Regions from separate parts of the Homo sapiens genome. Here region 2 is linked to region 1. Evidence: read pairs that join two places in POLR2A ChIA-PET (ENCODE). Cell type or tissue: Panc1. All regions are shown on one strand.

Region 1 (5,000 bases):
CTGGACACTGGCATGGGGTCAGAGCAGGTTCACGTGCCGCTCAGCGCTCTGTGACCTTGGATGGAAAGCCCTCCTCTGGGTGGCCGTTTCCACATCTGTAAATGGGGAAGCAGCCGACTCATGGAGACTGAGTTAAGCTGTGTAAAGCACCTGCAAGGCCGCCTGGCCTGTGGTAGTGCCCTGCAGGGGTCACAGTCACCACCATGATGGCCATGTTGAGGCCAGGATGGGCCTGGTGTTTCTCTCTCCCAGCGGCCAGCGTAGGCCAACCTGTCCTGCCCTCAGCCCTCCCAACCCCAGGCAGCCTGCACAGGCCCCACTGGTACCTCTTGACCTCCCACCGCGCGCCGTTGATGTCTGTCAGGGCAGGCAGAGGAGGTCCCCTGGAGGGGAGCCAGCATCCTCCCAACAAGGCCAGCTTTCAGGAGTTCCCCCTGGGCACCTCCCGCTGTCCCCATCCCGCTCAGCCAGCCTCCTGCCGAGTGACCCCTGGGTCCTCCATAGCCCTGGCAGGGGTGGAGTCTAGCACCCACAGGATCGAACCCCAGCTCTCTGCCCTGCAACAATAGAAACCATTTCCCAGCAGTGATGGGAGGTCCTGGCTTGTCACCTTTGCCCAGAGGAGAGAATTGAGGGATGTGGTCTTCTCATGTTCTTGCTTCAAGCCTTCCAGGGCTTCAACACAGCACCCCTGCCGTAATCCTTGGATTCACCAGAGCCTGGGCAGGTTCCTATGGGATCACCATGTGCTGGCCAACCCCTAGGCCTGGCCCTCTACAGGCACATGGCTCCCACGACTCTGACTGAGATCTGTTCGGCAGCTGCCAGGGTCCAGCCTGCAGCGCAGAGGGGCTTTCCCTGCCCACACCGGCCCAGGCACAGCTGGCCCCCCAAGGCACGCAGGTTCTGCATCTTTGGTTATAAGCAACAGAACAGTCTCCAGCCAATTCGGTCATTTGGGGCTGCCACAAATTCACAGAGGTGGAAAATCAGGTCTGGGCTGGGGCCAGGGCTGCAGTGGCACAGGACAATGGCCCTGTACTCACAGCTGGATCGTCTGGCCAGGGCCCGCCCTCAGCACACAGGCCCCAGCCACCTTCTGCAGCCTGGAGTCCCTCCATCTGGGTCGAGGTCAGAGATCACCTCGTGTTGGCCATGCCCAGGTCATAGTCCAGCCCCCCCAGCTTGCCCCCACCCTCGCCCACTGCCTCTCACCCACAGCTATACAGACCTCCAGAGAGACAGGCAGGCCCAAGGCAGCCCCCTGTGTAGGGGAGCTCAGGCGTCCTCCAGGAGCCAGGTGGGCTTACCGCGGGCAGAGGGGATAGCCCAGTAGCGCAAGGCTTCAGAGTCCAGGATGCAGGCCCCAGACCCAGAGTGCCCCGAGCCCAGCCCCAGCTCTGCCGCCTGCTGGCCAGGTACCTTACTTAAGCCCCAAACAGGCGAAGGATAGACCCCTGCTCTCCCAAGGCAGAGTCCACTTCAGAGCGGGCCTGGCCAGCTCTGGACCGTGGCATCTAGTTAGACATGGAGTGCCCTCTGTTAAGGACCCACAGAGAGCTGGCAGCTGCCAAGTGCGCCCTCAGTGTTCAAGGAAAAAAGAAGAAAGAAAGATCTGGAGCCTCCAGAATGCGGCCTCAGAACTTGATGGCTCGGCGGTCGACTGAGCAGTCCCTGCGGCCCCACAGCCCGTTGCTGGGATGAGTTGCAGCCTCGATCGCCGGCCCAAGTGTGCTTCAGAGGGGCCCTCAGCCACCGTCGCTTTCAGAGGAGGCAGACTGTGGGCAGGCCTTTGCAGATGGTGCCCAGTCCAGCCTCCAGAGCCCCCACCAGAGGCTGAGGAGCCGCGGAGGGACGCTGGGGGCAGTGCCAGGCCCCAGCCCCACACCTTCACGCATCCAACAGGAACAGAGCTTGACAAACGCATGAGTGCAAGCAGGGGGACCCCAGATGTGCCCCAAAAGGAAGACAGGACAGAAAATCCAAAAGTCAATAAGCTTGTGATGGGGTGACAGCGCTGATCGGACTCACCTGGTTTAGCAGCTGCCGAGGAAAACAGCATTTTCTGCGGAATTGCTTTGCTTAAAAAGCAGCAGGCCGGGCTCTGTGGCTCACACTTATAATCCCAGCACTTGGGAGGCGGGCGGATCACTTGAGGTCAGGAGTTGAAGACCAGCATGGGCAACATGGAGAAACCCTGTCTCTACTAAAATTACACAAATTAGCTGGGCGTGATGGTTCATGCCTGTAATCCCAGCTACTCGGGAGGCCAAGGCACGAGAATCGAATCGCTTGAACCTAGGAGGCGGAGGTTGCAGTGAGCCAAGATCACACCACTGCACTCCAGCCTGGGTGATGGAGTGAGACCCTGTCTCAAAAAACAAACAAAAAGGAGCTGCCACCCCTGAGTATGAATATACAGGTGTCTCCAGGCAGATGGGTGGGTGAGGACAGAAGAGCGCCAGAGGGTATGGCCAGCGGGCCCTTGTGGGTAAAAGGAAGAGGGAGTGAGAGCGTGAATTCCCGTGCGCCTGTGAAAACCATAAAGGAGGTGCAGGAAGGGACGGGACAGTTTGCTTGCTGCGTCCCTTCTTATTCTTTCTGACTCTTCAGCCATGGGAAGCATCCCCCGTTAGCTGTCAAATCCAATCCAGCCTCCACGAAGCAGTCGCCCAGGGGCGCCACTCCTTCTCCTTCCTTCATTCTGGGGATGAGAATTTCTTGCTCAGTTTTAAATACCACTAGTCACTCGAATGAATGATCAGTGTTTCAGATCCAGCAGGAGGATTTGGCAGGTGAGCGTGGCCTGTGGTGTATTCACCTAGTATCTGTGAGCCCAGCTCCTGTACCCTCCACGGAGAGCCCTCCGCCGGGCACAGCCTCTCAGGTGGGCCAGAGTCTCTCAGACACCCTTCACGTACAGGGCTGGCCTCCCACTCTGTAGCTGTGCCAAGGTGGGCTGTGTCATTGCGAACTGTGTCACCATCACATCAAGTGGTAGTGTCAGACATCCACGGGCAGTCGTGAAATCCAGATGTCCAGAAAGTCAGAGCCCCAGGCTGCAAGGGGCTGAGCCTCCCAGCGGCGAAGCAGAGCTTTGCAGCCTGTGAGGGGCGGGGGCCCACCAAGCCCAGCAACCCTGTACACCCAAGCATCAGGCTGAGGAGCTCAGCTTGGTCAGCAGGCAGTGCCGGGCCCATCAGGGTGCCAGAGGTAGCACCAGGCCACGGGGAGCAGGGCGGCGGATTGACGCAGCATAGGGGCCAAGGCCTGGGGGGTGTTCGGTGGGAAAGCCATTGTCTTACCCCTCAGTCTCCTGTGCTGAAACCAGGGATGGCCCAGCCCTGGCTGGCCTCACCTGCAGGAAAGCCTGCTGCGGCCTGGGCAGGACCTGGGTGGCATCTCCACAGCTGGCATCCTGGCCAGCTCCCTGGCCCAACTCAGCAGCCCCAATTCTGTCCAGAAAGTGGCCAGACCTCGGGGCAAGTCCCCAGGCCCCATGTGGCACTGAGAAAGGCCTGAGCTGGGTCTCCCATCCCGTGGTGCTGCCTGGTTCATGCTGACTCTTGGGGCAGGCACAGGCCTCAGGCCTGGCAGGGGTGTCTGGGGCCACAAGGCCAAATCCAGCTAGGCTCATCTCAGACCATGGGAGGCAGGTCCTCCCCCAGCCCCGCTCCCACCCACCACTGGGCTTTGCTGCCCAGACCCAGCCTGGGGTCTGGAGGATCCCTGTGTAAGGGAATGGAGCAGCCCCCCAGCAGCCCCCCCACACCTACCACCCACACTGAGCTGTGTGGCATTGGTGTCCCCCAAGGGCAGAGTCGGACTCCATCTGGATCACACACAGTGAAGGCCCGTGGGGCAGGCCCTGGGCCCACAGAGCTGCCCTCCGGATGGGGCAGGTCGCCTCCCGTAGCATCGAGGAGGCCGTGGCCAGGTCAGCCCCCTGCCTTGTCCCAGCGGAAATGCCCTGGGTTCGTGGGTTCAATTCCTGGGCCAAGACAAACACCCCACCGAGACTGCCCGACTGCATCCTGTGACCTTCCAGGGAGAGTAAATAAAGCAGGAAACCCCATAGCTAAGCCCAAAGGAGAGGCAGGAAAGAATGGTCAGGACCCTGGGGGGTTGAGGAATGCAGGCCTTGGCCCCTGATCCTAGGGCTGGTGGGGGAGCATTCCTCACTGTCATTCACAGTCGGCGAGGAAGGAGGCTGCGCTCGCTCAGACGGAGACCCTACCCTGGCGGCTGGGAGTCCACAGGCGGGTGGCAGGGCAGGCCCAGCAGCTGCAGGACCTCGGGGAGTGCCATGCACGGGAGGTTGGGTGGGATCCAAGCTCAGCGCGGCTCCTGTGTTGGGGCAGGCTGCCCACCCCATGCAGACCCCTGCATGCATGGTGAGGGGAATGGGGGGAGGCGCTGCTGGGACGGATGGGCGAGCCCGGCAGGGTGGCCCTGAGTCAGGGTCTGCATTGGCACAGCCACAGCAGGAAGGCTGTTCCTAGAAGCAGCACAGCTGTCCCTGTCCCGCGGGCTCAGTCCCTGCAGCCACCCTGGAGCTCCAGAGGACCCCAGCACTGAGGGCCCCATGCCCTCCGCCTGCAAGCCCCAGAGCCTCCTGTAGCCTCGCCTCCCAGCCCCGACCCAGCTCCCTCTCTCCTCACCCCCCCACCCTCCCTGGCCTCCCCGCCTTTCTCTACTCTTTCCTGTGCTCACCCAGGAGCCTCCTGTGCCCCTGTCACTGGGGGCCCAGCTCCTATCAACCTGGAACAGCAATGGTGGCCCACGATTCATGAGCTCTTTTGTGTTTCGTTCCCCCGCTCCTGGCTCTGTCCCTGCCCTCAGGGTCCTGGCCACTTGTGAGTGACGGGGGTGCTGCCAATGTGAGGTCAGAGGAGGGGAAAGAAGTGGCAGGAAGTGTCCCCACCTCCAAAACAGTCCTGACGGGGCGAGAGAGGGGCACTGAGGCGCGGGATGACCAGGTGGCTGGGAGAGGGGCCCAG
Region 2 (5,000 bases), 280 kb after region 1:
AGAGTGAGACCCTGTCTGAAAAATAAATAAATAAATAAATAAAATTTTAAAAATATATTAGTCTTAAATACTCTTCTTGCAATTCCCCTCCAATTTTGTATACTATTTTTTTAATTTCTCTTTTTCTTTTTTAATTTTTTTTAAATTAATTAATTTATTTATTTTTTGAGACGGAGTCTTGCTCTGTCGCCCAGGCTGGAGTGCAGTGGTGCGATCTTGGCTCACTGCAAGCTCCGCCTCCCAGGTTCACGCCCTTCTTCTGCCTCAGCCTCCCCAGCAGCTGGGACTACAGGCACATGCCACCACGTCCGGCTAATTTTTTTGTATTTTTAGTACAGATGGGGTTTCACCGTGTTAGCCAGGATGGTCTCGATCTCCTGATCTCGTGATCTGCCCACCTCGACCTCCCAAAGCGCTGGGATGACAGGCGTGAGCCACCGTGCCCACCCTTTTTTTTTAAATAGAGATGGGTCTCCCTGTGTCACCCAGGCTGGGCTTGTCTCGGACTACTGGGCTCAAGCGATCTGTCTGCCTTGGCCTCCCAAACTGCTATTACAAGTATGAGCCACCGCACCCAGCCTCTTTTACCTTTTTTTTTTTTTTTTTTTGAGACAGAGTCTTGCTCTGTCACCCAGACTGGAGTGCAGTGGCGCGATCTCGATCTCGGCTCACTGCAACCTTTGCCTCTCAGGTTCAAATGATTCTGGTGCCTCAGCCTCCTTACTAGCTGGGATTACAGGCACACACCACCATGCCTGGCTAATTTTTATATTTTATATTTTTATAAAATTTTAATGTATAAAAATATATAATTTTATATATAATTTTATATATCATTTTTATGTATAAAATATATAATTTTATATATAATTTTTATATATAATTGTTATATATAAAAAATTATAAAAATATATTAAAATTTATAAAATATCTAAATATATATATTTATATGAATATATTTTAATATGTATTTATATATGAATATATATTTATTTTAAATATTTACATATTTTATTTAAATATATTTAGAAATATATTTAAATTAAGTTAAAATATATTTATTTTAAATATTTAAATTTATATTTTATATATATATAAGTATAAATATATAAAATATAAATATATAAATATATAAATATATAAAATATATAAAATATAATATATAAATATATAAAATATATAAATTTGTAAAATATATAAAATTTATAAAATATAAAAATATATATAATTTTTATATATAAAATATATAATTTTGTATTTTATATTTTTATAAAATTTTATAATTTTTATAAAAATTATAGTAGAGATGGGCTTTCACCAAATTCACCAGGGTGGTCTCAAACTCCTGACCTCAAGCAATCCTCCCACCTCGCCCTCCCAAAGTGCTGGGATAACAGGTGTGAGCCACCAGCCCAGCTAGAGCCATTGTGCCTGGCTGCAGCCCCTTTTTTTTTTTTTTGAGGCAGAGTCTCACTCAGTCACCTGGGCTGGAGTGCAATGGTGCAATATCGGCTCACTGCAACCTCCACCTCCCGGGTTCAAGCGATTCTTCTGCCTCAGCCTCCAGAGTAGCTGGGACTACAGGCGTGCGTCACTACGCCCAGGTAATTTTTGTATTTTTAGTAGAGACGGGGTTTCACTATGTTGGCCAGAATGGTCTCGATCTCTTGACCTCGTGATCCGCCCACCTCGGCCTCCCAAAGTGCTGGGATTACAGGCATGAGCCACTGTGCCCGGCCAGGCTCTTTTTCTTTAAGCTCTGTTGGGAAACTTATATTTCTATAACAAAACTTAAGATACTTAGGACCCTCCTGTAAACATGTGGCAGGTAAAGGAAATAAAGTTTGGAGGTCTCTGAAGGTGTATAGAAACAACTATCATTTCAGGCACTAGGTGGAGACAACGGGTTTAAAATATGACTGAAAACATATAAACCAGAAGCAAGCACGTATGTTTGGTCGGCTCTAAGTCACACTGTCCCCATCTCAGGGCAATCACACACTGATAAAAATGGGCGAACCAAAGGGCTCTGCACTCACTGGGGCAGAAGACGGGAGGCAGCCGCGGGCCGAACTCTTCTCTTTCATCTATCTGCATCTTTTGTATCGGGAAGGAAGGTGGCGGCTCCTGGGGTGCTGGCACAAGAGCTGAAAAACAGCGGGGTGTTCATGTCATTCGTCTGCCCCATGTTAATGTCTCTGAGTCTTTCATTCATGTCTTTTGCCACCAGATAACATATGCTTGCCCACACCACTTCACTCCTGCCAGGTGCTAAGGATGCAGCAGTGAACACGCAGACCCCGGTGCTGCCCTTGTGAACTCCAGAGCTGGAAGTCAGTCACACGAGGGCACCTGCAACCAAGGGCAGCAATGGCTGAGGTACAGCGTGCCAAGTGCACCCGTGGGCACGTAGCCTAGCGCCCCTAAGACCTGAAAAGTAGAAATGTGTCCCCAAGAAAGGGCCATCTGAGAAGGAAAATCTTACAAACCATCAGGAATGTAAGACTATGTATGTCCCATCACAGAGAACTGCGGGAGACAAGTTTCACTCAAAATAAATTATCAAAGAAAAAACCTTGAAGATAAATGATCATATTCACGTTAATAATCTTGTTTTTTAAGCAGATTACTATATATTCAGATAGAAGAGATATAAAAATTTTAAAAGTCTGGAAAACTAGCCGGGCACTGGGATTATGCCTGTAATCCCAGCACTTTGGGAGGCTGAGGTGGGCAGATCACCTGAGGTCAGGAGTTAGAGACTAGCCTGGCCAACATGGTGAAACCCCATCTCTACTAAAAATACAAAAATTAGCCAGGGGTGGTGGCACATTCCTGTAGTCCCAGCTACTCAGGAGGCTGAAGTGGGAGGATTGCTTGAGCCCAGGAGGTGGAAGCTGCAGTGAGCCGAAGATTGCGCCACTGTACTCCACCCTGGGGACAGAGCCAGATCCTGTTTCCAAAAAAAAAAAAAAAAAAATTATATACATATAAAAGATTACATATCATTGATTGCTAATCATTCGGGTTTAAGATTATAGAGTAAACAGAGAAGCAGCTGTCCTAGAGTCATTGTCTTCTCCTTTAGATCCCCGAGTCTGAAATACTGACATACCGTGAGCCACAGATGATGTTTCCCCCAAGTCAGTGTCTTGGGAGCTTTGGAAGTTGGCCTCCCCAGAGCCTGCCTGATCATCTTCACTGTCACCTTGCTCATCCTCGGAGGATGAGGACTTTTCATCTGAGGAACTGGCAAAGATGGCCCTGAATAAGTCCATGGATGGGCGGCTCCCTTCTCCTTCAGCCTGTGCGTCCACATCTTTGTTGACGGTCTGTATTGACAGTGAAATAAGAGTCAGGGATACAGAGGCAAGGGTAAAAGGGAGGAGACATTCTAGAATACACTCCCAGACACACATATTTATGTTTATGCTCATGTACATGGGTATCCATAGCCACACACCACCCAACTAAACAGTGATCACTCACATAGCTTCTATTTTTGTGGTGTTTCCGAGTCAACAACTGTACAATGTGCTGATGAGGTCAAAGAAGCAAAACCGGGCCAGGCGTGGTGGCTCACCCCTGTAATTCCAGCACTTTGGGAGGCCTAGGCGGGTGGATCACAAGGTCAGGAGATCGAGACCATCCTGGCCAAAATGGTGAAACCCTGTCTCTACTAAAAGTACAAAAATTAGCTGGGCATGGTGGTGGGCGTCTGTAATCCCAGCTACTAGGATCCCCAAAAATGCAGTAGAGCACTGTGCCTCTGTTCTATTTCCAAACTCAGATTCAGGCAACTTAACAAACCCCAAACAAAATAAACTCAAAAGAATTCACACCCAGATACATCATAATCAAACCGCTAAAATCCAAAGACCAAGTAAAAATCTTGAAAGCAGCTAGGAGAAAAATCACATCATTATGTACAGAGGAATAATAATTTGTTTTGGGGTTTTTTGAGCCAGGGTCTCACTCTGTCACCCAGGCTGGAAAGCAATGGTGCGATCATAGCACACTGCAGTGTTGACCTCCTGGGCTCAAGTGATCCTCCAACCGTAGCCCCTTGAGTAGCTGGGACCACAGGTGCATGCCACCACACCCAACTAGTTTTTTAATTTTTTGTAAAAGATGGGGTCTCACGATGTTGCCCAGGGTAGTCTCAAACTCCTAGCCTCAAACAAGCCCCCTGCCTCAGCCTCCCAAAGTGCTGGGATTATAGATGTGAGCCAACACACCCAGCCTGAGGACAATTTGAATGGTTGAAGATTTCTCATCAGAAATCACGAAACCCCGGAGGAAGTAGCAGTTTAATTTAAAAAAAAATTGGCCATGCGCAGTGGCTCACGCCTGTAATCCCAGCACTTTGGGAGGCCGAGGCGGGTGGATCACGAGGTCAGGAGATCGAGACCATCCTGGCTAACACAGTAAAACCCCGTCTCTACTAAAAATACAAAAAATTAGCCAGGCGTGGTGGCGGGCGCCTGTAGTCCCAGCTACTCGGGAGGCTGAGGCAGGAGAATGGCGTGAACCTGGGAGGTGGAGCTTGCAGTGAGCTGAGATCGCGCCACTGCCCTCCAGCCTGGGTGACAGAGCGAGACTCCGTCTCAAAAAACAAACAAACAAAACAAAACAAAAATTATCAACCCAGAATTCTATATCCAGCAAAAACATCCTTCAGGAATGAAGACAAAATATAAGACATTCTCAGATAATGGCAATTTAAGAGAATCACTTGTTGGAACTGGTCTAAAAGAAATGCTAAAGGAAGTTCCTCAGACAGAAATGATAGGTGAGGGGAACGTGGAACTTCAAGGATGAAGAAAGAGCAACAGAAATAGAAAATATCTGATTAAACAGAGTAGGCTATTGTCTCTGCATCGGTTCTTTTAAAATATGTTTAATGACTAAAAGCAAAAATGATCACCACTGGTTTGATGGCATTTTCATTGTGTGTACATGTAATATGTAAGACAGCATAGAGGGAGGAGAGTAAAAGG

What was found. ChIA-PET counts read pairs that join two places held together with the same protein. Peaks named below come from ENCODE experiments on the same cell type or tissue, not always from the same donor. Only the 100,000 strongest peaks of a DNase experiment are listed, where the experiment ranks them.
Region 2: POLR2A ChIA-PET joins it to region 1 with 7 read pairs; 3 of 35 experiments call an interaction of 5 or more read pairs at or near these places.

What each region holds. Positions count from the first base shown.
Region 1 is chr19:33,396,377-33,401,376 of GRCh38, reverse strand. The region is part of intron 12 of PEPD (peptidase D); the gene reads left to right. Among named protein-coding and RNA genes, the nearest start is that of CEBPG, 25 kb to the right of the region's middle. RefSeq lists an enhancer at 4,455-5,000. In Panc1, CTCF peaks have their summits at 2,867 and 3,085; no DNase peak of the experiment used is centred here.
Region 2 is chr19:33,116,157-33,121,156 of GRCh38, reverse strand. It overlaps GPATCH1 (G-patch domain containing 1), which reads right to left. Exons shown (of 20, transcript NM_018025.3): 16 at 3,116-3,332; 17 at 2,040-2,147. Among named protein-coding and RNA genes, the nearest start is that of WDR88, 13 kb to the left of the region's middle. RefSeq lists an enhancer at 2,538-2,707. In Panc1, no CTCF peak of the experiment used is centred here; no DNase peak of the experiment used is centred here; H3K27ac peaks cover 1,107 bases.